Regions from separate parts of the Homo sapiens genome. Here all the other regions are linked to region 1. A link is a loop called in an ENCODE intact Hi-C map of the cell type or tissue named here. Cell type or tissue: A673. All regions are shown on one strand.

The links. Hi-C counts contacts between places; a loop is a spot of excess contacts. Peaks named below come from ENCODE experiments on the same cell type or tissue, not always from the same donor. Only the 100,000 strongest peaks of a DNase experiment are listed, where the experiment ranks them.
Region 2: a loop joins it to region 1, with 11 times the contacts of the local background. A loop is called at or near these places in 23 of 110 quality-filtered maps.
Region 3: a loop joins it to region 1, with 8 times the contacts of the local background. A loop is called at or near these places in 16 of 110 quality-filtered maps.
Region 4: it touches region 1 in a loop (7-fold over the local background); 3 of 110 quality-filtered maps call a loop at or near these places.

Annotation. Positions count from the first base shown.
Region 1 is chr1:192,005,160-192,013,159 of GRCh38, reverse strand. It overlaps LINC02770 (long intergenic non-protein coding RNA 2770), which reads right to left. Exons shown (of 10, transcript NR_186758.1): 10 at 1,900-3,321. Among named protein-coding and RNA genes, the nearest start is that of RGS18, 150 kb to the left of the region's middle. In A673, no CTCF peak of the experiment used is centred here; DNase peaks (open chromatin) are centred at 4,549, 4,679, 5,789 and 7,009; H3K4me3 peaks cover 310 bases; H3K27ac peaks cover 5,934 bases.
Region 2 is chr1:192,442,363-192,450,362 of GRCh38, reverse strand. No RefSeq gene overlaps it. Among named protein-coding and RNA genes, the nearest start is that of RGS21, 130 kb to the right of the region's middle. In A673, a CTCF peak has its summit at 4,310 (motif pointing right); a DNase peak (open chromatin) is centred at 4,332; H3K27ac peaks cover 2,179 bases.
Region 3 is chr1:192,307,504-192,315,503 of GRCh38, reverse strand. No RefSeq gene overlaps it. Among named protein-coding and RNA genes, the nearest start is that of RGS21, 5.5 kb to the left of the region's middle. In A673, CTCF peaks have their summits at 1,886 and 4,010 (motif pointing right); DNase peaks (open chromatin) are centred at 1,893 and 4,023; H3K27ac peaks cover 3,818 bases.
Region 4 is chr1:192,221,997-192,229,996 of GRCh38, reverse strand. No RefSeq gene overlaps it. Among named protein-coding and RNA genes, the nearest start is that of RGS18, 68 kb to the right of the region's middle. In A673, no CTCF peak of the experiment used is centred here; DNase peaks (open chromatin) are centred at 4,136, 4,506 and 4,936; H3K27ac peaks cover 3,446 bases.

The DNA of each region.
Region 1 (8,000 bases):
AAATGTAATTGGAAAACGTCTCTTCACAATCCTAAGCACATATATCAATATTTATCTATCATTCAACTGTTAGACAAATTACTTCTCTTACACAAAGATATTTTAAAGAAAAAGGAAAGCAAATAAAAAAGTGGCAATTTACTAGTGACAATTAATATAAACTTGTAAAATACATATAATATATATGTTATACATATGTGTGTGTGTAATTTTTGAAAGAATATAAACAAGAACTCAATGGGAAAGATTAAAATGCAAATACATGCCCAAATACACAAGTCGAGTTTTATAATTTAGTGAATAATTATTTTTAGACTATAAATTAATGAACATCCACCATTATGTTTTGTGGGATGGTCACTGGTTTTAAGAGGTCACCCAGTGAAAACTGGGATAATGAGATTTGTAAAAGTAGAAGCAGCAGACATGCAATTAATTCCTGCATGAAAAGTCAGAGGTTGAAATTAAGGAGTTTAAATAATATATTTATTTTCCCTTACAAAGCCTACACACACAGTTAAGTATAAAACATTTAAGAAATAATTATATTTTGTTTAGTTAAGAAAAAATAATGAATAAATTTACTAGAGGTTGTGTTATCCTATTACTAGCCATTGTTACATTTATTTTGAACATTACAATCTTAAAATTTTTCCATCATACAAATATTTTATCAAAGTAGAATCAAAGCTGTGTATTATGCCCATGAAATTATTCTAAAATTTAAATATATTGACTGAGTATCTCTATAGGCTGATTTATTTTCCTCTTTTTAAAAATACCAATAATAGATGCAATGGAAGAAATTCCCAGAATACATTCAAATTAAAAATATCTCTTTTTTTTGCAATTGCAAATACCCTATATTTCTGAAAAATACCTAAGAATCCAATTTGTGAGGCAATAATATGTACCTATAGACATCAGGATTTCCAAATTTTTTGGCATTCTAACATTGACTATAGCAATATGTAATCCACCAATCCCCTAAATAATGTTAAAATAATTTGATTTTCATGTAGTATATTATAAATATAATATTTTGAATATATTTCTAAAATTTGGGGTTACCATTTTATTAAACTATATATAATGTATTTAATTGTATAACATGCATAAACTATAATATTCATACAATCTTCAACTTTTTCCATTTAATAACAGAGATGTGTAATAATTAAATGTTTACATAAGGAAATAATAATTTGTTAATAAATCAATTTTAAATTGACAGTTTATATTACATTTGGTTTTGAAACCAAAGGGATATCGAAAGGCAAAATAAAAGTTATTATATTTTATAATACAGACACTCTTTTTATTCCTTATTTATAATTATTGCATTTTTATTGAAAAATCAAACCAGCCGGGCAAGATGGCTCACGCCTGTAAACCCAGGCAAGGCCGGCGGGGGCGGGAGGATCACGAGTTAGGAGATCGAGACCATCCCGGCCAACATGGTGAAATCCCGTCTGTACTAAAAATACAAAAATTAGCTAGGCGTGATGGCATGTGCCTGTAATCCCAGAAAAAAAAAGAAAAAAAGAAAAAGAAAAAAAAGAAAGAAAGAAAAAAGAAAAAGAAAAAGAAAAATCAAATCATTTAAGTTAATATTTTGTGTTACAAATGAAAAGATGAAAAGTTTCAGTTTGCTATGATTTTTAAATGCCAAACTTCTCTTAATCACAACTATATTTACTCTTTTAAGCGTTTGTGTATTAAATTATTGAAAATCTTGAACTTTTTAAATGTCAGATTCCAATGGATATAAGCATTTCAAGAATATCTAGGGGGAAGTTGCAGAATTATTAGAATTGTGCCTTATGCTTCCTAATTGTTTATCAACTATCAATTATAAAAGTTAACAAGAATTTCAAGAATAAATGTAATATTTAAAGATCTTTTTCACAACCTTTATTTAGGTTTATCTTCCAGTCAGAAAAGTAAAACAAGTATAAGCATGCATCTTAACACAGTTTAAAAATTTAAGGATACTCATATAAAAACACTGAAATAAACAAACAGAATATATTAAGAATAAACAAACTCCTTTAATCCTCCCTGCTTTTTAAAGTGTTTCTAATGTTAAATCAACTTTCATTTTCTAGGATAAATACAACTTCGTTCTGATGTATTTTTATTATTTTTACATAATGCTAGATTTACTTAACTTCTTAAGATTACTGGATCTTTTGTTCATAAGTGAGACTGGCTTTAATAGTTCTTTCATACTCTTTGTTCACTTCCAGGGCTAAGATTTTCTACTCTCAGACTGGGTTGGGGAATAGATCCTTTTCTGTCTTTTGGAAGTGTTTAAGATTAGAATTATGTCTGCAAACTTTATTCAAATTTTTCCAGTGAAACATTTGTCCTGGGTGTTTTCATTATTTTTCGTTGTATTATGGATAACTTAAAAATATACAAATGTCATGTCTCTACAAATACATGCAATATTCTATGTTATTTATACTGGAGCAGTGATTCAGAAACATTAGCTTGGATCAAAATTACCTAAAGGGCTTGTGAAACCACAGGCTAATGGGCCTCATGTGCAGAGTTTTGGTTACAAAATATGTGGTTTCCTCAGAGTTTGCTTTTCAAACAAGATCTCAAATGATCCTGTTGCTGCCAGTGCAGGGATCATCTTTGAGAACCACTATGCACAAAGGTTGGGACAAAGATTATTTACCACTTAGCTTCAAACATTATTAACCCATGGTCAATCTTACTTCATATATGTTCTTACCATATCCTCTTATCCAGATTCCTTTGAAACAAACGTCAGATATTATTTTATTTGTAAACGTATCAGTGCTTAACTCTAAAATACAAACACTCAGTTTTTCTTAGTATTAGTACAGTTATGCACTACATAATGACATTTGGGTCAACGACAGGCCGCATAGACAGCAGTGGTTCCATAAGATTAAAATGGAACTGAAAAATTTTTATCACATATTGATAGAATAGGTGACAAGCTATCTTAATGTCCTAGCCCAATGCATTACTTATGTGTTTGTGGTGATGCTGGTGTAAACAAACCTACTGTGTTAGTAGTAGTATAAAAGTATAGCAGTACAATTTTATACAGTACATAATACTTAATACTGATAATAAATGACCATGTTTCTGGTTTATGCATTTACTACACCATACTTTTGTCATTATTTTAGAGTCTGCTTCTACATATATATTAAAAATAAAAAAAGTTAACCATTTTAAACAGCCTCAAGCAGGTTCTTCAGGAGGTATTCCAGCAGGAGGTGGTGTTATTATAGGAGATGACACAGCTGCATGGACATATTGTCCACGAAGACCTTCCTGTGGGACAAAATGTAAAGGTCCAAGTCAGTGCTATTGATGATCCTGACCCTAAGTATACAGTGTTTCTGTTTGTGTCTCAGTTTTTAACAAAAATGTTTAAGAAGTAAAAAAAAGAAAATAGCTTATAGAATAAGGATATAAAGAAAGAAAATATTTTGTACAGCTGAACAATGTGCTTGTTTTAACTGATATTATAAGAGAGTAAAAAAGTTAAAAATTTAAAATTTATAAAGTTGTAAAGTAAAAATGTTACAGTAAGCTAAGGTTAATTTTGTATTAAATATTTGTTTTCTAAATTTAGTGTAGCCTAAATGTAGAGTTTATAAAATCTACAACAGCGTACAGTAATTTCCCAGTTTTCACATTCACTTACCAGGTCATTCGTGGTCAGTGCCCCATACAGATATATCATTTTTCAAAATTTTTATACCATATTTTTACTGTACCTTTTCTATGTTTAGATACACAAATGCTTAGCATTATGCCTACAATACTCAGTACAGTAACAAACTGCATGGGTTTGTTGCCTAGGAGCAGGAGGCTATATCGTATTGCCTAGATATGTAGTAGGCCATACTATCTAGGTTTGTGTAAGTATACTCTATGGTCACATGACAGCAAAACGCATGTCTCAGAACATATCCCTGACATCACATGACACATAAATATATAGAAAAATGCAATTGTGATTGATTTTTGTGTGCCCATCTGTATCCTGTGACTCTGATGAGCTCACTTAGTTCTAGGAGAGTTTATTTTTCTTTTGTGAATTTCTTGGGATTTTCTTCATAAATAATAATGGATATCTGTAACGAGAGAGAGAAAGAGTTTTATTTATTCCTTTGCAATCTCTATGTCATTTACGTCTTTTTCTTGCTTATTGTAACAGCTAGAACTTCCAGTACTGTGGTGAGTAAGAGAGTGAACACACACATACTTGTCTAGTTTCCAATTTTAGAAGGAAAGTTTTTATTTTTTCACCATTGAGTATGATGTTAGCTTTTTAGGTTTTTTATAGATGTTCTTCATCAAGTTGAGATAATTCCTCTCAACTCTTAACTTGCTGAGAGTTTTTATCTTACTGAGTGGCAGATCTTGCCAAAATGCTTTTCTTCTTTAGCATGTTTGTATTGTGGATTACATTTATTGATTTTCAAATGTTAAGTCAGCTTAGCATGCTTGAAATAAGTCCTTCTTTGCAATGGTATTTAATTATTTGTTTATACATTGCTGTATTTAGTAGACTAATGTATTCTTATCGGGGTTTTTGAGCTCATAAGAGATGATCTTCCTTCCTTCCTTCCTTCCTTTCTTCCTTCCTTCCTTCCCTCCTTCCTTCCTTCCTTCCTTCCTTCCTTCCTTCCTTCCTTCCTTCTTGTACTGTTTCTGGCTGGTTTTGTTCTCAGGGTAATTGTGGACTCATAAAATGAGTTGGTAGGTATTCCAGTCTCTTCTGTTTTTTTGAAAGATGTTGTATAATATTGATGTTAATTCTTTTTAAGTTTTTAGTAGAATTCTTTAGTGAAATCATCTTGGCCTGAATATTACTTTTTTGAGAGTTTTTAAGTTATAAATTCATTTTCATTAATGGTTTTAGGACTATTCAGATTGTCTATTTCATTTGCTTCAATTTTGATATTTATTGGTTTAGGAGGAATTAGGTTATTTCTTCTAAGTTGTTGAATTTATAAGCATAAAGTTCTTTTATAATTTTCCCTTTCAATTTTTTTAATGACTGCAAGGTCAGTAGTAATATCCCTGATTTAATATCGGTGATATGTTTCTACTATCTTTTTATTTTTTAAGTCTTGCTAGAGGTTTATAAATTTTATTGATCATTTTTCAAAGAACCAGTTTTCAGTTTCACTGATTTTTTTCACTGTTGTTTTTCTATATTCAATTTTGTTGATTTCTGTTTCTTATTAATTCCCTATATATGTTGCTATGTTGCCAGTTTCTTGAGGTAGGAATTTATGTTATTGATGTAAAGCTTTTCCTTTTTTTCTAATGTAAGCATTTAGAAGTTGAACACAATATAAAGATTGAAAATTGTTAAAATTTTGAGATTGGTTAGAAGTATTTTTCTATAGTGGGCAAACTATTTCTATAAAGTGACAGAGAGTACATATTTTAGGCTTTGTAGGCTAGTAGATTCTGTTTAAACTACTCGACTATTCCTATAGTAAGAACACTGTTATAAACAATACGTAAATAAATGAGCATGGCTGTCTTGCAATAGTACTTTATGTATACAAACGAGGAGAGGATTGAATTTGGCTGATGGAAAGGCAGTTGTGGACCCATGATCTAAAGGATGAACAAACTGAGACATTATCGTGCAAATCTGTCTACCAAATTGGGTCATGCTCATATAGCTTTGGAGAATTTCTATTTGTTCGATTTAAAAGGTAAACTACTTAAATAATTACTCTATTAATTTCTTTTAAAGACAGGAAATGACAGTCTTCAATTACTACTTTCAATGCTATAAATCTTCTAGAACATAATCCTTATGGGTTCATTTATCACCATATGAGAAAAGTCTAGAACACAATATAATTTTAATGAGTACAGGAACCCAAAGAAATTCACCACTATATCCTCAGCAACTAGCAGATGCTCAATGAATATTGACTTAATAAATGAATTAACGCAATGCTTTTATTATTTATGTTTCAGGCTATAATTTCATGTTATGGTGGCTTTTGGATTAAGAGACTATAAATGGGTTTGGGACAATAGATTATTAATTATATTTTCAAATAACAAAAAGAGAAATTACCTTCTGAAATAACTAAATTATTCAGTCTTTAAAACAAGGGGTAAAATGTAACATTTATCTGAATGTATATTTTACATTAGTGTGCATACATTCAACTTCCAATTTTTTTGCTTCTAAAACAATTTAATAAAGAATATTTTATGACTAGAACTGGTTATTTATTTTTAAATGAGTTTCCCAATATAAATTGGCAATTAATCTTCATTTTAGAAGACTGTAGATGGTTTTATTAGCTTCATTTTACAGTGAGTATTTGAGAACCATAAAGTTTAAATATCTTTTTCAGAATGATAATTAGTGTATATGCATAAAGAGAAGAAACCACATATTCTGGTTGCTATTACATCTCACTTCCACTAACAGTTAATGTTTAGAAATCAAGAATGAGACATTAGAGATGTACCTTGAGAACAAGGAAATTGAGATCAGGAGAATGACAGACTTCTAACATCAAACTTTTTTTATATTTGCTTTTGGAAATGTCAATGCAAAGAAAGGTTAATAGAATAAATTCTAAAAAGTAATGTTCAGATTAAGCAATGGATTTTTTTATTAATGATCCTTCTGAGAGCAGTGTAAACAACATTATTATGACAAAACTTTCACTGAATTGAGGAATTAGGATGAGATTGAGCCCTGGCAACATCAATATTATGAAAACTGTTTTCATTAAAATGGGACTGGGCTAGAATAAATGCGAATTTTAGTTGTTGTAAGTGAGCTTATACTGAAGGGAAGGAGCCAGTGAAGATGGAGACAGGGAAGAAATGGGGATGAAAAGACAATACCTGGGAGTGGAAAGTGAAAGCAAATTGAATTTATAGATAGAGAGATGCTTGTGGTCTTTTGGTGGTGTGTTGGAGCTAGTTCACCATGGCTCTGGAAAGCTCAGTCAACATATCTGGAAATTTGCCAGACAGCTGATTTCACATTTGCAGCTTAAAAGTGGCCAGGGTAGGAATATTTACACCATGGTAATTAGAAAATAGCACAAATCGGAATTTTTGTTCCACTTCACTGCCAGAGGGCTAGTTTTAAGCATTTATCGGCACACCATTGATTATAAGATTTAGTTTATGGAAACATTATAAAATTAAGCAAATAATTTAGTATGTATTTAGCAGTTATACCCGAGAACAACCACTTTACAATGTCAAATCTATTTTATTATAAACAAGGTTGTAAAATGTTACCTTTAAAAGCAATACACCAATAGATTTTTATGTACCAAATATTCTGTCATAAGTCCTAAGGGTGGGAGACTATCCCAATATTACTCACACTGATACATATGACTTGAGAAAATTTTTCTTATTAAAGCATCAGGAGGAAACCGTAAAGAGGATGCCCTCTGAAAAACTGTTAGATGATATAAAAATTGGCTCTGTGATGATTAATTGAAGCCAATACTACAAGTCAAAAACCGACATAATATGATTTAATACAAGGTTAGAAAGGAAAGCAAATGCTATATTTATAAATAAAAATTATTTATATAATATGTTATTTAAAATAGTTACATGTAATTATACTAATAAACTACTATCAGTAGGTATTTTGTTGTTTTACCCCTAAGTTGTCATATATTCAAAATGGCCAGGTATCTTTTAAAATATCTTTATGTTTGAAAAATAAAGTATCATATTATTTTCAGGTTTCTTTTATTTTTAGGAATGCATTATAAATTTTACAGGCAGGATCAAGAATAAGTTGTATTCTACATCTGATAATTTTTCCATAAAATTGTAATATAGATCTTTGCCAGTTAACAAATAAAGTTAACTTCTCAAACTTCCTGTAAGTATTAATGTGAAAATAAATTGACAGTAAACATAAGTATTAATTCTTATTAATAAGTATTGATATGAAAATAAATTTATAGTAAGCCTAAATG
Region 2 (8,000 bases), 440 kb before region 1:
TCATATTCAACATCCTCATTTACAGAATAAACTGATCTCCAAATCTGTCCCTAAATTATGCCAGTCTGTCATTTTAATTGACAAAAGAACTGTAGAATTTTTTTAAAATTTGCTTAAGATCCTAGAGTGGTGGTTTTCAACCTTGGCTGCACATTGGAATCACCTTGAGAGATTAAAAAAAAAAATCTCAATGCCCAGGTGGCTTCCAGGCCAATTATATCAAGTCTCCACAGATGATTCCAACGTGCAGCCAAAGTTGGAAACCACTGGCTTGGCAGGAGGGAGAGGTGACTTTGACTTAAGTTGGTAGGGAAGTGTTTATGGAGAAAGTAGTTTCTGAGTAGGATTTGAAAGATGGGCTGAATTTTGATAAGAAAAAACTTAGAAGCATTTAAAGTGATATAATAATACCGGTTTCAGAGACTAAAGAGTAGTTAATACAGAGGGAGAGCGAATCAGAAGTATAGGATGACATTACAAATCAGAAATAAATTTAAATTTCAAATTCTGGCCCTATCATCTACTACCTGCATAAAGGTGGCCAAGTTACCTCATCTCTAAATCTTTTTATTTCCATCTATAAAATGAGAAATAAAAGCACCCACTGATAAGGTTTAATAAAGGTCAAATGAAAAAATTCATAGAAAGCACTTCCATCAATGTCAGGTAATAGAAAGTGCTCAATACATGGCTAATACCAAAACATTTTTACCAGCTGAGTATCATTGAAAGTTAAGGAGAGCCACTAATGGAATTAAAGCATTTAGGGCCAGATTGTGGGAGCCTTGAATGCCGAGATAAGCAGATTTTTCTTTTCCCTTTTCTTTTCTCTGTCATTGAAGCCTATTTTTGAGCACAAGGCCAAAGCAACCAAAGGAATATATTGAGATCTGTCCAATGGCAGTGTGCAGGAATGATGGAAGAGAGCAGAAAGTGGAGGCTGGGAAACCAGCTAGGGAAGGTGTACAGTAGCCTAGGAATGGGCTCCTGAGTTATAACAGTTGAAATCTATGAGGAAAATTTGTAGATGAGATATTGTTCAAGAAAATTCAAGTAGAAGACAGTAACTGGCAGTAGGGAAATCTGAATGAAAGAAAAAAGTTAGTGACTTTAATATAGAAATAGTGACAGAGAAGCCAAAACCTAGTTCAGACGAAGAGATAAGGAGTTCATTATAGACCTTTTAAGTCTGAGGTTGGGGCAGAACTGTTAAAAACATGGGGAGCAGAGAGTGGAAATGTCATGTGAACATCAGGGGAAGGGTCAGGCATGACAAGAGAGTTTGGTATCACTCGCCCTCATAGGCATTATGATGGGACGAGAGTAAAATCCCATAGGAGGATTGGAAAATCAGAGGAACACAAAAATCGTTCATATTTCACAGGTGGCTCAAAATTTGCCTTTTACGACTCTCCTTTTCATTCGCTTTTCCCCTTTCCTGCCATTTAATATCTTCTCTTAATCACTCTTCCAAAACCTATTTATTGTTTCAGTCCCTCTGGAATGACACTCGCTATTTCTAATTTTCTTCTATACAGCTGAGATTTTGCGTATTCTATTCCTCGTGACTGAAATGTTCTACTCTTCTTCTCTTGGGCTATTCTTCTAGGTCCTTCAAAACTGAGGTAATATTTTTTTCATCCTCTCTATAGCCTTCTCTAATTTTACCAGTAATATTTTTTTTATTAACACTTTGTGTGTATAAGTTACATAAGTGAAAGTGTGATTTCATGTTTAGTTTGTTGTCTCTCCAACTAGATAGTAAGTTACCCCTAATATGTTAATTGATTTATAATCACAGATGTTTGACAGACTTATTGAATAAATGAATGAGTATTTCCCTCATATCTGTGTCAGTACTCATGCTCTAAGCCTCCAGGGTGTCATCTGAAAATGCATGAAAATGTTTTGTTTTCTAATAAAGGCTGATAAATCCTGCTGGTATTTGACACATAAGACCCAGGAATGCTAAATATTCTGCAATGTATAAGACACTGCTTCACAGTGAATAATTATTTCTTTCTAAATGTCAAAAATGGATGACTGGGAATGCTGATCTAAGGAGTGCTAAGTAGCCACTACCAAGTAAGGCAACTGAAGTGGGCAAAGTCTTCCTCAATTGACAGCATAGTCTGGTATGTCCCTACTTGAGAGGCAGAAACAGGTGTGTGGTAGTTTTTAAGTACTCTGGGCAAGAGAGAAAAACACTGGGGGTAGGGAGTGATAAAGGAATTTTAAATGAGTTCTGCTCTTGATACTATCATTAAATGACACCAGTATGCTCTTTTTTACTCTAAAATGACAATTATACAATTTGATTAAACATTGGAAAAGATGGTACTGCAGATCTCAAAATAATCAACTGCTTGTTTAAATTCTTAGCCTCTTGACAGTTGCAAGAAGAGGCAGTCAATATAATTTTTTAACATCCTCAGGATAGTGAAAGTCCTCAAGAAGTGTTTTCTAATTAAAATTGTTTTGATTCCTTCTGAAATATAATTATTTAATGTATTTGTGTTGTAACAAAATTATATTGAATCAATGTCAGATGATCCCAAGAGCCAAAGAAAAATGAAAGAAAAAATGTTTTCTGTTTCATGAATTGTCTTAATTTGGATAGAATCATAGGATTATTCCATGGAATTTCATTGTCTTTTCACAGAGTTGTTTACCCAGTACCCCGTCAGACCTGCATATTTACTAAGTGGCTTTCTATGGGGCTATTTCCTATCCATTCATTATGCATCTTCCCAAGTTCAAGGCAAAGGTTTTTCCCCACTCTGAAGTCATTTAGTAAAAACACAGTATGAGCCAAAACAGCCTGTTTCTAAGAAGTCTATTATATGGTATCTCACAGAAAGACGGAACTGCTCTCAAGAGCACTATGAGAAGTGGGATATGCAGTCAGTGGTCCACTCTTGTGTGCCATAGGATTTCTGACGTGTGAGTGCAGAGAAATGATCTACCTCCTAACAGTGCTGAACCATTGTTGCTGTGGCACTCTGGAAAATTCAGTGAGAAAAATAATTCATTGTATAGCCTTTTTCCAGGAACTGCTTCTAAAGCTTTCTCAAACAGATGATATCATTCAGCTGGTCACCAAAAGGTGACTTTTTTAAAAAAAAATCTGCTACAAAGATGATAAAATACAGATATGTTCTCACTTCTAGAAAGGGTAATGTAACAATATATTGTGTCTGTATCTCAGCCCTAGGCCTGTCTTCAAAATACATACCAGAAATTAAGCCCCTTAAAAATGTCCACTTATTATTTGTTTTGTAAACCTAGTGGCGAATGATATTTCCGATCCCAATATAATGTTTAAGAAATAGTTGTTGAACAGATGCTGGGGTATAGTATTTTTTAAATTTTATTTTACTTTAAGTTCTGGGATACCTGCGCAGAACGTGTAGGTTTGTTACACAGGTATATGTGTGCTATGGTGGTTTGCTGCACCTATTTGACCCATTCTCTAGGTTTCCTCCCCTCGCCCCCACTCCCCAACAGGCCCAGTGTGTGTTATTCCCATCACTGTGTCCCTGTTCAACTCCCACTTATGTGTCATTGTTCAACTCCCATTTATGAGTGAGAACATGCGGTGTTTTGTTTTATGCTTCTGTGTTAGTTTGTTGAGAATGATGGCTTCCAGCTTCATCCATGTCCCTGAAAAGAACATGATCTCATTCCTTTTTATGTCTGCATAGTATTCCATGGTGTACATGTGCCACATTTTCTTAATCCAGTCTATCATTGATGGGCATTTGGGTTGGTTCCAAGTCTTTGCCATTGTAAATAGTGCTGCAATAAACATACGTGTGCATGTGTCTTTATAGTATAATGATTTATAATCCTCTGGGTATATACCCAGTAATGGGATTGCTGGGTCAAATGTTATTTCTGGTTCTAGATCCTTGAGGAATTGCCACACTGTCTTCCACAATGGTTGAACTAATTTACATTCCCACCAACAGTGTAAAAGTGTTTCTTCTTCTCCACAGCCTCACCAGCATCCATTATTTCTTGGCTTTTTAATAATCACCATTCTGACTGGCGTGAGATGGTACTTCACTGTGGTTTTGATTTGCATTTCTCTAATGATCAGTGATGTTGAGCTTTTTTTCATGTTTGATGGCTGCACACATGTCTTCTTTCGAGACGTGTCTGTTCATATCCTCTGCCCACTTTTTGATGAGGTTATTTTTTTCTTGTAATTTTTTTTAAGTTCCTTGTAGATTCTGGATATAGTATTTTTAAAGTTTTCTACAGCAAATTAAAAAAATATTTACCGGGACAGTGTCATATGAAAAGAAACCACAAGGTGGCGCCAGAGTACCTAAAGTTACTGTACTGTTTTATTCTCTTCTAAGAAAACGATAGGGTAATGTTCTTTTAAAGGATATTTTTAGATTTTCATGTAAATGACTTAAAAACAGGATTAAAAATTTAAATTTCAAATATTTTCTGGGTCTGGGTACTATTTTGCTGTCAAATGTGAGAGCACACCTGGTAAGCATTTTAAACGACTAAACTGAGGAGCAAATCAGAAAGGGAGGGCCGAAGAAGGGATGTGTGATCATAGCATTCCAGAGGCTGATGAAAATGTGACTACTTTGCTCTAAACAACACAAAATCCATATATGTATCTATTGACGTGTGTATATGTATGTATATACAGACAACCATTTATTGTGTATATTGATTTTATAAATATATTTACGCATATTATGGATGTGTGTCATGTATAAAACATATAGTAGTATCTGTAATATATGTCATATGTAATGTTATCTATATATCATATAGCACACACACACATGAACCCACACAAAGCAGTAGATTATTTTCTTCAGAGAAACCTTGCTGGGTTATTCTGTGTCTCCACGCCTTTCCTGGAATTGCTCCCTGTCGCACATTCCTGTTCAGAGGCCACTCAAAAATTCCTTCCTTACTAAAGCACTTCCTGATGCCTGCCCAGGTAAAACCTGTTACTTGCTCTATAGTTTGTGCCCCATTGTTTCCTTACACAGTTTTATATCAGCATCTATGCCTTTTCAGTGGACATATTTATTTTCTAACCTGCCATATTTTATTTAATTGTACATCCTTTGAGGAAAGAACTGTATCTTGTTTGCTTTTGCCTCTGAGAGCCTGGCACATAATGGGAATCTAAGAAATGCTTCATGAATGAATGTCAGGCATTTCATACTGACAGAGGAGAATGAAAAAAAAAAGCCACACAGAACACAGAATGTACTTTAAATAATGGTCCCAAAGTGAGCATTTTCTAGTTAATATTGTTATCAATCACATTTGATCAATAACAGTGAGTATAAATTCATCATTAACTTGCTAATATCACGAATGTGAATATTATCATGAAATGATTACTATTCTTCCTATTTCTTGGGGTGTGGAGTAAAATAATTTTAATAGATTAGAGAGATAAACATTATCTTAACCACTTTGCATATTAACATTAACTTGTACTTGCAAAACTCTCCATCTCCTCACTCACCGCATCTATAAACTGAACCAAATAAAATTAGACTCAACACTGATCTTTCCATACGCTGGTTGGCACTCCCTCATCAGCTAGAAGTTTAAGTTTTAAGTTTTTTAAACCCCCTGTTTACAAACCTTCTGCTTATTTCCAAATAATGCTGCAATGCTAACATCTGAGCCAACAAGACTTACTTTTCAAGAACCAAATGCTCAGCTAAATAAAGACACAGTATCTTGGAGTTATGTGGGTTAATGAACACTTTTGTGAGTAGTTTAGTTTCTTCGAAGGAAAAATGTTTCAGATAAATAAATTTGTATTGTATAAAATTGGAATAATATTTTCAATGGCAACATTGTAACAAACAGTGTTTAAATTTCCATTGTAAAGCTGGAAAATGGAATTGACTGAGATCTCATTTCTGCTACATATCAATATGCTAAAATAACCCATACACACACTCACACCTGCACACACTTTCTATCTCCACTAATTAAGATCTTAAATGAGTTGAGATTAAAGACAGGTAATGATAATGCATTCTGACCAAACACAAAGTCTCCCATGATGTTCACTGGACAAACTGAGAGGCAGCATAGAATCTGGGCACTGCAGCTCTAACTGCCATTTTCATGGACTTTTTCATGTTTTCTGACTTAAAAAATGAGCTATTTAACATTGAAAGTCTAGAAGAGATATGAACATTTTCTGTGTCTTCAAAGGTGATCTTTATTCTTCCCAGGAATATGAGAAAAACTGTTTCTCCTTCACAATCTATGTAGATTTTGTAGAAAGATATTTAAAAAATATAGATAGTAGAATCCTAAATCTATGCATATAAACCATTGCTCTAAACATGCACAATGCTAACTGCCACACATTTATTCTTTGCAGAAACAATCCCATGCATACTCTCCTCTCTGTATCTCTCCTTTATTTCCTCTCCCATCCAGGAACATACATACATATTTTGGTTATTTCTTCCATACTTTATGTACTCTTTTAAAATCCAGTTTTCTGTGCATGAGTCATGTATCACTTTGATGAATCATTTCCACAAACCTTTAACAATACAAATCTGTTTCTTTTATTAACAAAGTGTTTCAGATACCTTACTTCCAGAATAGAGGACAAATGGGTGATTTGTGAAAGTTCCCTCTCTTTCATTACACTACTTTTTGTTCTCTCTGCCTATACCTTTGGCTGGTTTTCTGATTAATACAATGTTAGGCACCCAGGGGCCACTTATTGAAAGTCTGATTAATGAATAAATGCACCATTTGCCCAGTTGTTGAATTAAAGATTTTGAGATAAGAGCAGTTGTCACATATATGTGTTTTGACTTCTTACATTGTTTACAGAAATCTCAAAATATGGGTTATTTTATATATTCTTTTCATGTTTATTCAGTGCCTACCAGAATTTTCTTACCCAAAGGATGTATAATAATGCTGTCTTTACAATTTCCAATTCTGTAATTGTGTTTGAATGGTGGCTCTATCATTTATTAGCTGTATTAATCATTTTATTTTCAGGCTGGGTTCCCTTTGTAAAATGCAGAGAATAATAACTGGCTAATAGGTTTCTCTAGAAGATTAAATGAAATTATATGATAAAAACTGTTAACGAACTTTATCCAGTCATTTATTGCTGCTTAATAAACCACTTTTAAAATTTAGTGGAATAAAATGCAAACTATTGTATTATGCTCATAGATTCTGTGGTTTAGGAACTGGGGATATCTGGTACCTCAGCCCAGAAGGCTCAAATAGCCAGGGATGCATCAAATGCTGGTGGTGTAATCATGTGCAGAGTTCCTTATATACACACGTAGTTGTAATGACTTGAATAGCAAGCTCCTCTGTGGTGTCCACTGGGGATTACACATGTGTTCTCTCCACTTGGTGTGTGCTTCTTGCAGCATGGTGACTGGGCTCCAAGAGGGAGTATCTTCAGAGAGGGTATGTGGAAAGCAAGCATTCCAAACAACGAGGTAGAAGATGTGTGGCTTTTCTGACCTAGCCTCAGATTTCACAGGAAGTCACTTTCCCTATGTTCTTTTAGTTACCAGCTGTTCACTACATCCAGCCTAGATGCCAAGGAAATGGGAACTAGACTTCATTTAAGAATGGGCAAGGTCACATTGCAGGAGGACCTATGGGTGGAAGATATTTTTGTGGTCATCTTTGTAAAATGCAATCTGTGTAAATAGTGCTTGGCATATACTAAGTGATCAAAAACATTTTGCTATTACTGTAAAGGGTCCTATATAATTATAGTGTATACTTACGGATATATATATATTTGAGATGCAGTCTTGCTCTGTTGCCCAGGCTAGAGTGCAGTGGTGCAATCTCTGCTCACTGTAACCTCCACCTCCCAGATTCAAATGATTCTCCTGCCTCTGTCTCCTGAGTAGCTGGGATTACAGGTGTGTGCCACTGGGCCCGGCTAATTTTTATATTTTTAGTAGAGACGGGGTTTCACCATGTTGGTCAGG
Region 3 (8,000 bases), 300 kb before region 1:
TATTCAGGACAGTAGCATGGTGTACAGGCTTACAGCCTAGGAGCAATAGGCTATGCCACTTAGGTTTGTAAGTTCATTCTATGATGTTCATACATTGAAATCACCTAATGACATATTTATCAGAATGTATCCCTTTTGTTAATTGATACATGACTGTATAAGTATGCCATTTCATTAAGCAAAACAAAACAAAAACAAAATGGGGCACTAGATAGCTCAGGGAAAAAAATAGAAAACAAATCCTCTATAGAATAATAGCTCTTACCTCTTAAGTTCTCTGTAATGATTTTGATTTCATTTTGAAATGCATATTGAACGTAATGAATTATTTTAATTCTGATTAGAGGTAATGACTTACTTTTAAGTCTGATTTATTTTTAACCTATGAGTAGTGGTAGTCTCATCCAAGTAAACAAATTTTATACTACTTTTTTAACTCTCAATTTACGGTAATTGTTTAGAGAAAATGTTTAGAGAAATGACAAATGGGGATGTGCTTTGGCTACTTTAGTCAAAGTCTGAGTTCAGCTACACACTATGTACATTCTTGTGCAAGATAACCTTTAAAAACCTTTATTTTTCTACCAGTAATATATAGAAAATAGGATTGAGTTCTTATACCTATTATAGTAAGAATTAAGTGAGGTACCATCTAAGCATTTATCAAAGTGATCACTACATGGTAAACATTAACACATGTTAGCTATTACTGCTAAGGAAACTATTTTAATACTTAAATTTCATATGACCATAAAAATAAAATTTAGAAGATGATTTTTAATCATTATTGAAAAAAGAAAATACATTTAAAATACACAATCACTTCTCAGCCTTTTGGCTAAGGTCAAGTGTAAAAGGGACACAAATGTAGTTTAGAGCAAATTTAAGTGACGTAGTTAAAAAAAGGAGGTAATCACAGTATGATAATCAAGTCAGATTATTTCACTATTACAAAGAAAAAGTGAAGTTACAGAGAGAAGTAGTAAGACCTTAGTAACCTAAAGCCTACTAGCTGGCCTGTGGCAAAGTTTTGAAATAGAAATGGTGAATTCTGAGCACAGGGTTAGAAAGAAAGGTCACCTGAGTGATAGAATTATGCATATTTTCTACAGATGCAGGATTCTAAAAATGTGATTTACAGAGTTTATAGGAAAGGCAGTCAAGGAAGAAAGAACTAAAGATACAGATTGAGGTTTCAACTGAATCATAGTTTAAGCAGGGCTATGGGTGTTGTGAGAGAAATTTTAAGGATGAATGTGGTAATATATGTGAAACACTCTCTGTTCCCTGGAAGAAAGGTTCTATAAAAACGTAACATATTGCTGATTCTTAGAATGAATGGTGAAGGTTGAAAGATTTTCAGATGTAGGGAAAGGGCACATTCACAATCCAGTGAGAGGCAAAAGATATTGGAAATGGAAGGTCAGAAACAAGAAACGAAAAATAAAATTTGAATGCTTCTTACAAGACTACACACACATGCACATATACACTACAGTTTTAAACAATTATTTGCATTGGAAATACTCTGTAAACTAAGTTTATTGATTTCTAAGATAGCTTCACTTAGAATTGAATAATTTAAGCACATAAAGTTAAAGTGAATATAGTGGTTGGGGTGAGGAAAGAATGAATTTGGATTGTCTAAGGAAACAATATCATAAAAGAAAAGGTATAATAAAAACAGTAAAGAGATAGATTTTTGAATAAAAATTATTTTGCCAAGAAGTTCAAGAAAATGTTTTGAAGGATAGAATTTAGAACTGTTCTAAGAAGTTCTGTATATGGTAGATAAAGCAATAGCTTGCCAGAAGATATATGGCCAATTTTAGATATATAAAAAGAGTTGGAGGAAATACAAGGAAATTAGAGTGTGCCACCCAGAGTGTCTCATGTGGAGCTGCTGATTGCATGTCCGGATTTCATAACTGATGCAGAGGTAGCTATCAGTTAACTTAGCCAACAGACACTTTTGAAATAAATCAAGCATCCAAATTACAAACAGTATTGAAATATGTTATTGAAGGTCTATACCTCCTTAGTGATTTAAATCTGGATATATTATTGATGCTCTAATTAGAATGTCATATCATATTTTTTCTAAGTAGTCTTATCAATTAGAATTTTATAGTTAAATGGGGATCTAATAATTAATGTCTTATGACTTGAGGAAGAGGCTTTGGAAAACATATTTATCAAATGCTCATGGGAAACAATTCAATACTATAGTGTTACAATAAATTCAAATCGTGTGTTTTGTAATGTATCTGAAATATACTTGAAAAGATAATGGACTTTTCCATTTGTAACACCCATGGCCCTAAAAATCTTATGAAAGAGTAATTCAGTGTCTTTGAGTTCAGAATGTTACAAGATTCTTTTATTATATTAACTTATCACATATGTAAGTGCAAAAAAGTAAAGAATAATCTCAGGCTTTCCCATTATGGTTTATCTTTACTTGCAGAGAGGACATAATTTTGGCTTTGTTAACAGTCTTTTTCTTTTCCCCTTCTTTTTCTTTCATTTCCCCCTTCCATTCACTTATCAAACCTATTTGATTCTACTTTCAAAATATAATCATGTCTTTACGCACTCACCTCTATCTTCATTATATTGATTCAAGTCTAAACTGCCTCTTCCCTGGATTACTACAGTTGTCTCTGAGCTACCTCTGTGCTTTTTGGGTTTTAATCCTGCAGTGTATTCTCAGTGTGGCCAATTGGGGGGTACTTTTAAAATGCAAGTCAGATCATATCACTCCTCAACTCACACCTTCCCCTGGCTTTACATCTTGCTCAGAGTTAAAGCCGTGTCAGCTGGGCACGGGCTCACACCGGTAATCCCAGCACTTTGGGAGGCCGAGGCGGGTGGATCACTTGAGGTCAGGAGTTTGAGACCAGCCTGGCCAACATGGTGAAACCCTTTCTCTACTAAAAATGCAAAAAAAAATTAGCCGAGTGTAGTGGCGGGCACCTGTAATCCCAGCCACCAGCTACTGAGGCAGGACAATTGCTTGAACCTGTGAGGTGGAGGTTGCAGTGACCCGAGATCATGCCACTGCACTCCAGCCTGGGCAGCAGAGTGAGACTCCATCTAAAAAAAAAAAACAAAAAACAAAAAACAAAAAACAACATGTCCTGGAGTGGCCTGAGCATCCCTACAGAATATGTCCCCATCCACCTCGCTGATACGGTTTCCCATTACACAACTATTTGCTTGCTCCACTCTTGTCACATTGGTCTACTTGCTGCCTTCCTACCTGTCCAAGCACCCTTATTCCTAAGCATCTTTACACTTGCTTTTCCTTCTTTCTGAGTGTTCCTTCCCCAGTTAGCTATTCCCATGGCTTACTACTGCACCTGATTTACTTAAATGTCAAATGAAGGCTTCTCTGACCAGTACACTTAACATGGCTAACACACTGCAGCTTCTCCTTCCTAATTGTTTCTTCCCCCTTCCCTAGTTTATTTTATCCATAACATATAATAGCACTTATTACCAACTGGTATACTATACCATTTATTTTGTTTTTCTGTTTATTTTCTCTCTTACTACTTGACTACTTGAATGGAAAACTCCAGGTAAGCTTAGATTTTTGTTTGTATTGTTTACTTTTGTATCATAGCACCTAAAACAGTTTACAGCATGTAGAGATTCTTAAAAATATTTATTAAATGTATAAATGAAATATGTTACCCCCAGAAGCTGGCTAATGTAATGGCACCTTGATAATGCATTATTGTCTAGAAGTATTAAAATACTGGAGAGAGGTCACTAAATAAAAAGTCAAGGAAGCAGTACTCAGTGGGAGAGGGAAGTTAGGGAGAAAGGATGGCATAGGGGAATGAAAAGCCTGTGGATATTCATGAAAAAATGAAACTATGCCTGTATCAAAATATCTCATGTATTCTATAAATATATACATCTACTATGTTCCCACAAAAAATCAAAAAAAAAAAACTTATCTGCTTTCATAAGTTAACCAAACCCTGCCTGCCTACTTTTGCCAATAGATGTCAGTGGTTGACCATATGAGTGAAATTATTGCAGATACACTTATTTTATGCCACTCTTAAAAGGCTAGTCTTTAAGGAGTGTCTCATTTCTTAAATGATCCTTTTTATTATTTTACCTTGAGAAGTAACATATATTATGACATGATAGAGTTGACAAGACGAAATGTTAATAGATTCCCTAATATACTGAAACTATTGAAATTTAAGGGCTATAAGAAGTATTCAAATTAAAATGACTTTTTTAAATGGTTGCTTTGTTTATACAGATTTATGTATATTCCTCCAACCATGCAATTTTCAAAGTGCAAAAGAAATTGTTCGTACATACAGTGTTTTATTCACATTCATGCTTGCTATGGAGATTTTTATCCAGGTTTCAATCAATTTAGTTTAATCCAGTACAATTCCCAGGCAGTTTGAAAAGAGTTTTATTTTTTAAATTATAAATGGTAATTGAGTAGTCATCATCTTATATCTTTTAAGAATGATTGTGAACATTGATTTTAACGTAAATATTCTCGTTCCAAAGTCCTAAGTACCTCCAATGAAATACAATCGTTTTCCATTTTTTGTTCTACTACTTAATAATTTTTATCAATGTTTAATTCCTTAATTGTATCTTTCAGAATTAAAATTAATGTTAAAAATAAACAATATATGTTATATTTACATGGATTTATAGTTTCAAAAATACCTGCCAACAGGTGTTTAAAAATTTCAAGAATGATATCATGTTTCTCTTCTTTGGTCAGTGGGAAATTCAGAGGCCTCTGAGGTATTTAAAAATTCTCCTGATCATGATTATTTTTTCTAGAAAATTGCTGTTACTATGTTGGACAAAATAATGAGGCAAAATATTTTGATAAGGGTTTTATTGAACAGAACTAAAATGTGTGCCATCATTTATTGATTAATTCAACATATATTTATTGAGCTCCTACTAGAGATCATTAATTTAAGATATCTTCTTTTTTTTTTTTACTATGGCTATCTGTTGCCATGTAAAGAAGGTTTTTTTTTCTCTTTTTCTATGTATAAAGTAATTGAAAAAAATAAATTCAACTGGGTGTGGTGATCCCAGCACTTTGGGAGGCCAAGGTGGGAGGATTGCATTGACCCAGGAGTTTGAGACTAGCCTGGGCAACAAAGTGAAATACCATCTCTACAACAATTTAAAAATTACTCCAGTGTGGTGGCAAGCACCTGTAGTCCCAGCTACTCAGGAGGCTGTAGTGGAAGTTTCACTCGAGCCTGAGAGACTGAGCTTGCAATGAGCCGAGGTCATGTCACTGCACTCCAGCCTGGGCAACAGAGAAAGATTCTGTCTCAAATAAATAAATAAATAAATAAAATAAAACTAATTGGGTGAAAGGACATACAAGACACAGAGTTGGAGAAAATATTTGCAATACTTAATCTGACCGAAGTTGTGCATGCAGCATATATAGGGAATATATTAAATAGTCAGTAAACATATGAAAAAATGCTCACCAATATTGGTCATTAGAGAAATAAAAATGAAATCACTATATACCCACAATAATGTCTAAAATTTAAAAACAAGACTGTGGAGCAACAGGAACCCTCACACAGATTTGATGGAAGTGTGCATTGTTACAACCATCTTGCAAAACTGGTTGGAAGTATCTTTTAAAGCTGAACATCTGCAAACCTTATGACCCGGTAATTTCTTTCCTAGGTATCTATCCAGAACAATTGCATATACACATGTATAAAAAAAGATATGCATCAGAATTTCATCTACAGTGTTATTTGTAAAAACACTATACTAGAAACAATCCAAATGTGAATTTATGAAAGAAAGAATTAATACATTGTAGAATAGTCATACAAAGAATACAGCAATGAAAAAGAATGACCTCTTGCTACATGCAACAACATGAATGCATTACAGATTATATTGAGGCTGGGTGCGGTGGCTGATGCCTGTAAACCCAGCACCTTGGGATGCCAACGTGGGAGGATTGCTTGAGGCCAGGAGTTCGACACCAGTCTGGTCAGTATGATGAAACACTGTCTCTCCAAAAAAAAAAAAAGAAAGAAAGAAAATAAAAGCCAGGCCGTGGTGGTGCGCACCTGTAGTCCCAGGTACTCCAGAGGCTGAGGCAGGAGAATTGCTTGAACCCACGAGGTACAGGTTGCAATGAGTCATGATGGCACCTGTTGTGGGAAGTCAGGGACCCCGAAAGGAGGGACTGGCTGGAGCTGTGGCAGAGGAAGATAAACTGTGAAGATTTCATGGACATTTATCACTTCCCAAATAATACTCTTATAATTTCTTATGCCTATCTTATTTTTTTATTTTTTATTTTTAAGATGGAGTCTCGCTCTTTTGCCCAGGCCAGAGTGCAGTGGCACTATCTCGGCTCACTGCAAGCTCGGCCTCCTGGGTTCCTCAGCCTCCCAAGTAGCTGGGACTACAGGCACCCACCACTGTGCCTGGCTGATTTTTTTGTATTTTTAGTAGAGATGGGATTTCACTGTGTTAGCCAGGGTGGTCTCGATCTCCTGACCTCGTGATCTGCCCGCCTTGGCCTCCCAAAGCACTGGGATTACAGGCATGAGCCACCACCCCCGGCCATGCCTGTCTTATTTTAATCTCTTAATCCTGTTATCTTTGTAAGCTGAGGATGTAGGTCACCTCAGGACCACTGTGATAATTGTATCTAACTGTACAAATTGATTGTAAAACGTGTGTTTGAACAATATGAAATCAGTGCACCTTGAAAAAGAACAGAATAACAGCGATTTTAGGGAACAAGGAAAGACAACCATAAGGTCTGACTGCCTGTGGGGTCGGGCAGAATAGAGCCATATTTTTCTCCTTGCAGAAAGCCTATAAACAGACATGCAAGTAGGGAAGATATCAATAAATTCTTTTCCTAGCAAAGAATATTAATAATTAAGACCCTGGGAAAGGAATTGCATTCCTAGGGGGAGGTCTATAAATGGCTGCTCTGGGAGTGTCTGTCTTATGCGGTTGAGATAAGGACTGAAATACACCCTGGTCTCCTGCAGTACCCTCAGGCTTATTAGGGTGAGGAAAAAACCACTTCCTGGTAAATTTGAGGTCAGAGAGGTTCTCTGCTCTTGAACCCTGTTTTCTGTTGTTTAAGATGTTTATCAAGACAATACATGCACAGCTGAACATAGACCCTTATCAGGAGTTTTTGATTTTCCCCTTTACCTTGTGATCTTTGCTTTGCCCTTTTCCTTGTGATCTTTATTGGCCTCAGAAGCATGTGATCTTTGTTCTCCTTTTTGCCCTTTGAAGCATGTGATCTTTGTGACCTACTCCCTGGTTCATACACCCCCTCCCCTTTTGAAGTCCTTAATAAATCCTGCTGGTTTTGTGGCTTAGGTGGGCATCACTGTCCTACCGATAAGTGATGTCACCCCTGGTGGCCCAGCTGTAAAATTCCTCTCTTTGTACTCTTTCTTTTTATTTCATGGACCAGCCAACACTTAGGGAAAATAGCAAGAACCTATGTTGAAATATTGGGGGCAGGTTTCCCTGATAGGCACCACTTCACTGCAGCCTGAGCGACAGCAACACACTGTGTCAAAATACATATACAAAAAGAAACTAAACAAGTAAATATTATAATTTAATTTTATTTATATAAAGTTCAAAAGCAGTCAAAACTAGTCTATGGAGGCAGAAACAGCAATACCTTTAGGAGAGGTATTGACTGAAGGAGTTCATGAGGGAGGCTTCTAGAAAGATGGTAATTTTCTCTTCCTTGATCTGGATGGTTTTACACAGGAATGTGTACTTTATAAAATTATTGCAATTTGCCTACCTTTCTGTATATGTGCTACACTTCAGTAAATATTTAGTTGGAAATCGAACTGATTACTCTTTTCATAATTGTTAACAGAATAACACTAATACATTTTCTATCACTTCATAAACACTTGACTATTCCAAGTAAAAGATTCCTTGAGACTCTTTGCAAG
Region 4 (8,000 bases), 220 kb before region 1:
GGACAGAGTATCTCTAGGGCACTTCATTTAAGACATAATTCTTGCAAGAATTGTGTCATTTGTAGACACATTGTTTTTTATTAGTAGTGAAAATGTTTGCTTCTTTATAAAATTTAATATTCAGCAATAATTCTATACTTCTCTTCTGAGGTTGCCTAATCCCTCTCCAATATGAAACATACAGTGATATTAATAACTTGATACATTTATGGAGATGTATATTAGCCAAAACATTAACTCTGGACAGTAGCTTAAAACAAAGTCCAGATAACTTTTTTTTATAATTTCTTATTTTGCAAGTAACATAAAAGATAACTTTCTTTCTATAAAGTTTGCTTACTTGGTGCAAACTATTGGGTTTTAATAAAAATATAATAGCACTTTAAATGATTGGAAGACCACAAGTATAATGATTCTGTTATGTTTTTACTACAAGTAATTTAATCTGATTTCCGAAATTGTTATAAAATATAAATTAAATCAAAGACTAGATACAAAGAAAGGTACAGTTTTCAATATTTCTTTCATTTTCTTCCCTTTGCCTTATTACTATAGCATTTGCATCCTAATAAAGTTACTAATCTAAACCCCTTTTCTACTCCCACCTCCAGCCACCCAATATCTGCCATCAAAGGAAAGTACTTAGAGCTAAACAACAACAATAATTTTAAAAGAAACCAACTAACTTAAAAATGTAGTAGTTTTTTTTTAACATCATGGTTGTAGAAAAGGGAATCACAAGAATGAGAATCGGTGCAAAGAAAAAGACAGGTAAAATAAAATAGTTAAGTAAATTCCAAATAAAATTGGACCAAACAACTTGAAAATATCACATATTTAAATCATTTTCTTGACTTTTCTAAGCTCTTCATTTCTATCATTTTTATTTCCTCTCTATTTTAATTAACAGTACGTTTTTGACATTTGTTTTACTGCAAATTATTTTGAAATTAATTTTCAAATGTCAAAAGCATGACAACTGGAGAAGTTTTAGGCTTTTATAAAGCATGTATATAGGTAGAAAATAGCAATTTATTGGGTCTTGTGTTTCCACAAAATGTGGAAAGACTTAGTTTTTCACGCATTATTTCAGTTCACGTGCACATGTACAAGCATTTAACTTATTCCTGGTGCCTAGTAAACCATGGTACATATAAGTTAACATTTCAGAGCTTTTAAAATTTATAAACAAATTATTTTCTGCTTAAACAGAAGGAGCCAGTTTTTCACTGTTTAATTTTGTAGGTTGAATTTTCCTCTCTTAAAAGCTCTTCCAAGAACATGTTGGTGAATGTAATATTGGTCAGACTGTGCAGGCTGTTTGCCCTTTTATCTCATAACAATCCTTGCAATGCCAAGTGCTGTCTAGGATCAGTTTCTCAGCATGAATAATGTGAGCCATTTTAATTGTCTTCCATTTACAACTTAAATTCTCTGCTTGATTTGCTGATCTAATTATATCATGTCTATATTCATTATGGGTTGGAAGAGTTTTAGTATGTTTCCTATTGTGAGGATCAGAGGAAGATTCACGTATTCCTTTAATACACACTTCTGGGCAAGACCTGGCTTTGAGAAGAGGGCATATACTCAGTATCCATATGAAGTGATGTAACTGGCTTTGTTATATGTATGTATACATTCATATTACTACATGCATTTAACTTGTACTTTATGTATTTTGAGATACTCTCTGACTTATATAGGGTTTTGTCAAAAGCAAATCTTGAAACAAAGGTTTTAACACAGGTAATTCACTTAGAAAATAATCTTAAGAAGTATCTCTCCGGGGGCCGGGTGCGGTGGCTCACGCCTGTAATCCCAACACTTTGGGAGGCTGAGGCGGGCGGATCACGAGGTCAGGAGAACTAGACCATCCTGGCTAACACGGTGAAAACCCGTCTCTACTAAAAATACAAAAAAATTAGCTGGGCGTGGTGGTGCATGCCTGTAGTCCCAGCTACTTGGGAGGTTGAGGCAGGAGAATGCCGTGAACCCGGGAGGCGGAGCTTGCAGTGAGCCTAGATCGCGCCACTGCACTCCAACCTGGGCGACAGAACGAGACTCCGTCTCAAAAAAAAAAAAAAAAAAGAAAAAAAAAAGCATCTCCCCACAAAAAAAGAGGGAAAATGAAAAGAGGCTCAGGAGAGAAAAGCCAATAAAATGTGCATTAATTAATGATGTGTCACTGTTACCAACTGTAGCTCAATCTCTTTGGGGGAATTTCTGAGAAACTGTAACATGCCTCAGAATTACCTTACCAGGCAATGGGAGCTTAGGACATGCACAGACTTCCATCCGTGGTAGATTGTTCTGGGCACATCTTCTCCATCCCTGCCACTCTAGGCTGTATCACATTACTGTGAAACAAGCTCTTGTCGGTCCGAGAATGAGTGTTTCTGTGTCAGAAACCACAACTTCAGGTAAACTCGGGTATATCAAGGGAAGTGATATGAGGCATCTAAAGAACTGCTGCTGTCCAACACTCATACCTCCTAAATTTGCTCATGCCTCACAATGAACATACTTGTTGCTGGTACTCCATGCAGATGGCTAGCTACAATCTATATATTTTTTTAAAAATCTTAAACTATAAGGCTGGTAGAGACAGCTAATCATGTTGCTGCCACTAATCTAAAATATATAATTGGTATTCTTCGTATTAACCCTTTATCACCTATTCTAGATTACCTTCATCCGCAGGAGCATGTTTTCTGACCTAGATTGCTTGCCTTGTGGACTCAAACCTTTATCCCTTAGGGCTATGAATCTCAGTCACCTTGCTTTTATCTGGCTATGGTGGCTATAATTGCATTTTAACTATTGTTACTGGGCAATGCTCCAGTGTATCCCTTAAGTTCCAAGACATATCTCTCTTTGCTGTTATTATAAAGCATCAACCCGACCTATTATGACAGTAGTTCACTACTTTATCTGATGGCCTACTGGCATGAGGTGCCCAAAATGATTTAGTATCAGTTATATCATTAGGTTTAATGGAACCCTTGCTGTGTCTTTTGGTCGACGCATCCCCTGATTCCCCATTGTATGACACTGCCTTTACAGTCCAATATTTCACTTACCTTTAGAGCCTAATGTTGCGTGGAAGACAAATAAAAGTTCTCTAAGTAGATTGCTGAGAGTGAAGATAGCAGCCATTTCTATTTCTATCCTGTGGTTCTTGGTTTCACATGTTTTAGCTACTGGATGCAAAACAGCATCTAATTGTTATTGACTCAGTGTTAATACCTTATCCTGGAGGAGATTTTTCCAACCTGGCAAGATATCTCTTCCAAGTTTTCATCTTAGGTGAGTGAATCTTTGAATATTTATTCCAAAATTCAGGGTGTGAATTTTTGGGCAATATGCTATATGACAGGATTGGTGAATCCCATGAGTGCATGTTTATTGTTATAGCTCCTTTGCTATACAATTACTTCATTAGTTAAGGGCAGTATCATTTAGTATGGGACATTAGTAAATCTGTCAGAAATTAGATAGTAGTGCTGAGGCAAGGAAGAAAAACATTATTTCAGAGTGAAAAACTGTTGCACCAACAATGAATCACTGATTTGTTCATGATAGAAGAGATTTGATGTATACAACATAGCACCAAGTGGTTCTCCGCTGCTGAAAAGTTCAGACATTCAGTAATGTTTGGAACAATAAAAGCCTTGGTACAAGGGAGTCTATACCTTTTGTGGCCATATAACTTTTGTCCCTGCCACCATGATACTCCACTTTTTAGTTAATTGAGCCAGCAATAGAATGACCAAAGACAGAGGCTGGATGACATCTACTGGACAAGTCTTTTTTATCTAACTAGTTGTTCGGCATCTTCTCTGTAGCTGATGTTTTCTTGTAGGCTTTGATGCGATATACAAAATGCTTCATACTTCAGGTCCACTCACACTCAGGTCCCATTCACATTACTCTCCATCATAACTCCTTTACTATACTTTTCAATCTTGTCCATTCTAGTCTGTTAACAAACTAACTAGGCCATTCACCATTGCCCAACAATCTGTATATTCATCTCAACTACTTTTTCCTGTGTAAAAGGAAATGACTAAGCATATTGCTTAAATTCTTACTACTGGGAAGATTTCTGTTTTCTGTGTCTTTAGGACCACCCCCTATGGAGCCGTGTGTAAAAATATTCATTTCTGGCTTCCATTCAAATACCAGGATAATTCATCTGTAAACTAGGCTCAGGATTTTTTTTTCTTTATTTTCAGTTGAACAGGGAACGTCGACAAGACCATTGGTAGGGTCTGAGGGAGGGACAACTGTGTAATAGAGACAGGTAATTTGTCCATGTAAGCTACCTCTTCAAGTAACAAGTAAATTATTAGTGACTTCTGGATCTCCTTTGGTTTGATCTCAAGTATACCATTTTCATCATATGCATATCCTATCTTACGTTGTGGTGGTAGTGACAATATCTAGCTTATATTGGCAGTTCTAGTTTTAGTGCAGCTTGATGTCTGTAGCCAGGCACTCAGTCTCTACTAGGCACAAGGAGCACACCAGGATCTCCTTTTCATATGATAAGTAGTTTTCTCCTTGAGGTTTGCACTCCAACCTCTATTGAGACATATTAGAAACACCATATAACATTCCTATCTACCATGGAAATCTCTAGTTTCGGTGAGATAGTATACAAAAAGTAAAAATGATTAAATTTTTTTATAGAGAGCAGGAAAGGGAAAATAGCTCTGGGAAAGATAATGATTTGCTTCATCATTTAGAGATATATGAACATCTTTACTAATAGAAATTGAAAAGCCATATTTTCTAGATCAGGGTTTGTCACACTATGGCCAATAGGACAAACCTGACTCATCATCTATTTTTTCAGATAAAGGTTTATTGGTATACAGCCACTTGCATTCATTTACATATTGCCTATGGCTAATTTTGTGCTACAATGACAGAGTTGACACAGACCATATGGCTTGCAAAGCCTGAAATATTTACTAAGTGGCCCTTTACAGAAAAAGATTGTTGATTGCAGCTCTTGATCTAGAGCTGCATGACAAGTGCCAGAGCAGTGTGGATCTGCACCATCATTTATAGCACATCAGCTGCAACTTTTCTACTCTTCATTTAAGTTAATAATAATGTATTATCACACCATGATTCATCTGTCTTTTTCAGCAACCATATTGATATGATGAATGGGGATATTGTGGGAATCACTCATTACTCCTACCACTTTTAAGACTTTGAGGGTTGAACTAACATTTTTAATTCCACTGATGATGCATTATTGTCTCTGATTTACTAGTGGCTGGAGCTTTAGGAACTTTGACTTGACTCTTGTCCACTAACCAGAGTGGTTTTGTTAGCTGATAAGTATATCCATCTTAATTGTGTGCTCTGAATACAGGGAAGCAAACACAGCATGGGTCCACAGACTCATATGAACCCTCACCCAGTGGACAGCAGCCAGAGAACTATTTCTCAGTGGCCTCCTCAACAGAAGAACTATGCTGATATTTGCTTCAGCTCTGTCCAATACCTCTCAAAATACTAAATAATTCCCTTTTCCCATTGTTCTGTTACTCTGGTAGATAGCCAAGGTTGGGATACATTCACTATATACACTTGTAAATTTAAAATTAATGCTCTCTGCCTTAGATTTCCATAAAGTGAAGACTATTATCTCTTACAGGGGTTCACAATGGTATCTCCATTCTAATTAAGTTGGTCTTTCTAAATTTTTGTCATAGCCCTTAGTCAGACAAATATTTCCCCCACTGGCAATATTTTTTTACATTTATTTTTCTAAATCTCACATATTCGCTAAAATCCAAATAAAGAACTGTTTGTTTGTTTATTTATTTATTTTTGTTTTTGTTGTTGTTTTGGAAGCCTTTGCTTTGGAAATGCTCCCTCTGACATCAACTAGGTGACTGCCTTGAGTTGTTCTTCAACTCTTGAATTATTTAAGTCTTCATACCTCAGTTAAACAATGCAACAAGCAAGCAGGTAAACCTTAGTATGAGCTAGTAGTTTCATATATATCTATATTTAATCTTCACAAAATCACCATGAGATATGTGTAATTATTTTTGTCGTTATTATAAGGGAATAAACATTCTCTCATAGATTAAATTAATTTCCCAATGTCACACAACTGATTAAATGTTACAGAATATATGTAATTCCCAGAATTCTGAATCTAATTATAGTGTGCTCTTTTTGTATTATATGTACCATTTTTTCCCAATAGATTTTGAGTTACTAAAAAATGGGCTTGTATCTAGTATATTTTTGATTCCCCGCAATTTTGTGAGAACCTTGCACACAATAGAAACGCAATATATATTTACTGGTTGATAAATTAAACATACAAATCTTCTTCCTTGAATATCCACATTTCTGACCAACTCTTAACTAAATTCTATGCATTTTCCAGAAGAATCATTTAACCTATGTAATGAGACCACAAGCATATACTACATTTTAAGTCTCTGTTCTCTGTTGGGAACTTGATCGTGTAACACCTTATTACCTGTTTCATATTTCATATGTCAAACATGTTATGACTTTGATAGTCAACCATTATTTCCAGTTTCTCATTCAAGATAGTTAATATCTGAGAACAATCAAAGGCATTGCTATGAGATAAGAAATACATATATTTTATACACACACTACATCTATATGTGTATACAGATGTGTGTGTGTGTGTGTGTGTGTATACACACACAAACATGGATATCCGACTGAGCAGGGGAGTGTGTGTGTGTGTGTATATATATATACACACATATATATATACACATATATACACATATATACACATATATACACATATATACACACATATACATATATATACACATATATATATATACACACATATATACATATATACACATATATATACACATATATACACACATATATACACATATATATACACATATATACACATATATATACACATATATATACATATATACACATATATATACATATATACACATATATACACATATATACACACACATATATATGCAGGGGTATATGTATGCAGGATATATATATATGCAGGGTGTATATATATGTGTATATACACACACTATATATATATATACACACACATATATATACATATATGCAGGGGAATGTGTGTGTATGTATATGTGTGTGTGTGTGTATATATATATATATCTCCTGCTCAGTCAACTATCCATGTATAACTTCTGACTCCCCTAAAACTTTACTATTAAAAGCCTCTTTTGATCAGAAACCTTACCAATAATGTAAACAATTAACCTATATTTATATACTGTACTCTTATAATAAAATAATCTAGAGAAAAGAAAATGTTATTAAGAAAATCATAAAGTAGAGAAAACGTTTTTACTATTTATTAAGTGAAAGTGGATCATCACAAAGGTCTTTACCTCCATCATCTTCACCTTAAGTAAGCTAAGGAGGATGGTGAAGAAGAGAGCTTGGTCTTTCCATCTCAAGAGTGGCAGAGTTGAAAGAGGTGGAAAAGGTCGAAGGTGAGGTAGGAGAGGCAGGTACATTTGGTTTAACTTTATGAAAATACATAGTAATCTTGGTCTGACTGTTTTGCTTTTTTGTTTCTCTAAAAATGTTTCTAAACAATACCAGTTCTCCCACCATTTGCTTTAGTTTCAGTAACTTTATCATAGATAGGTCCATGTCATAAAAGAAGGCAAAAGCAGTCTTGAGTACTTAGAGTCCTTCCGCCAGATATTCGAATGTCAATTTGTTTTCTGAGCATTCATCTTCATCAAGTCATCTTCTATTAATTCCTCTGTTGTGGTGTCTATTAGCTCTTGAATTTCTCCAAGATCTATAACTTGAAACCCTTCAGCCCTCACCCTTTTTGCCATATGCATAATCTCTTTCATGGCTGCCTTGACTGGCTCTGTTGTGAATCCTGTGAAGTCAAGCAGAACATTTGAACACAGGTTTTCTCCAGCAAGAATTAATTTTTTTCAGGCTTGATG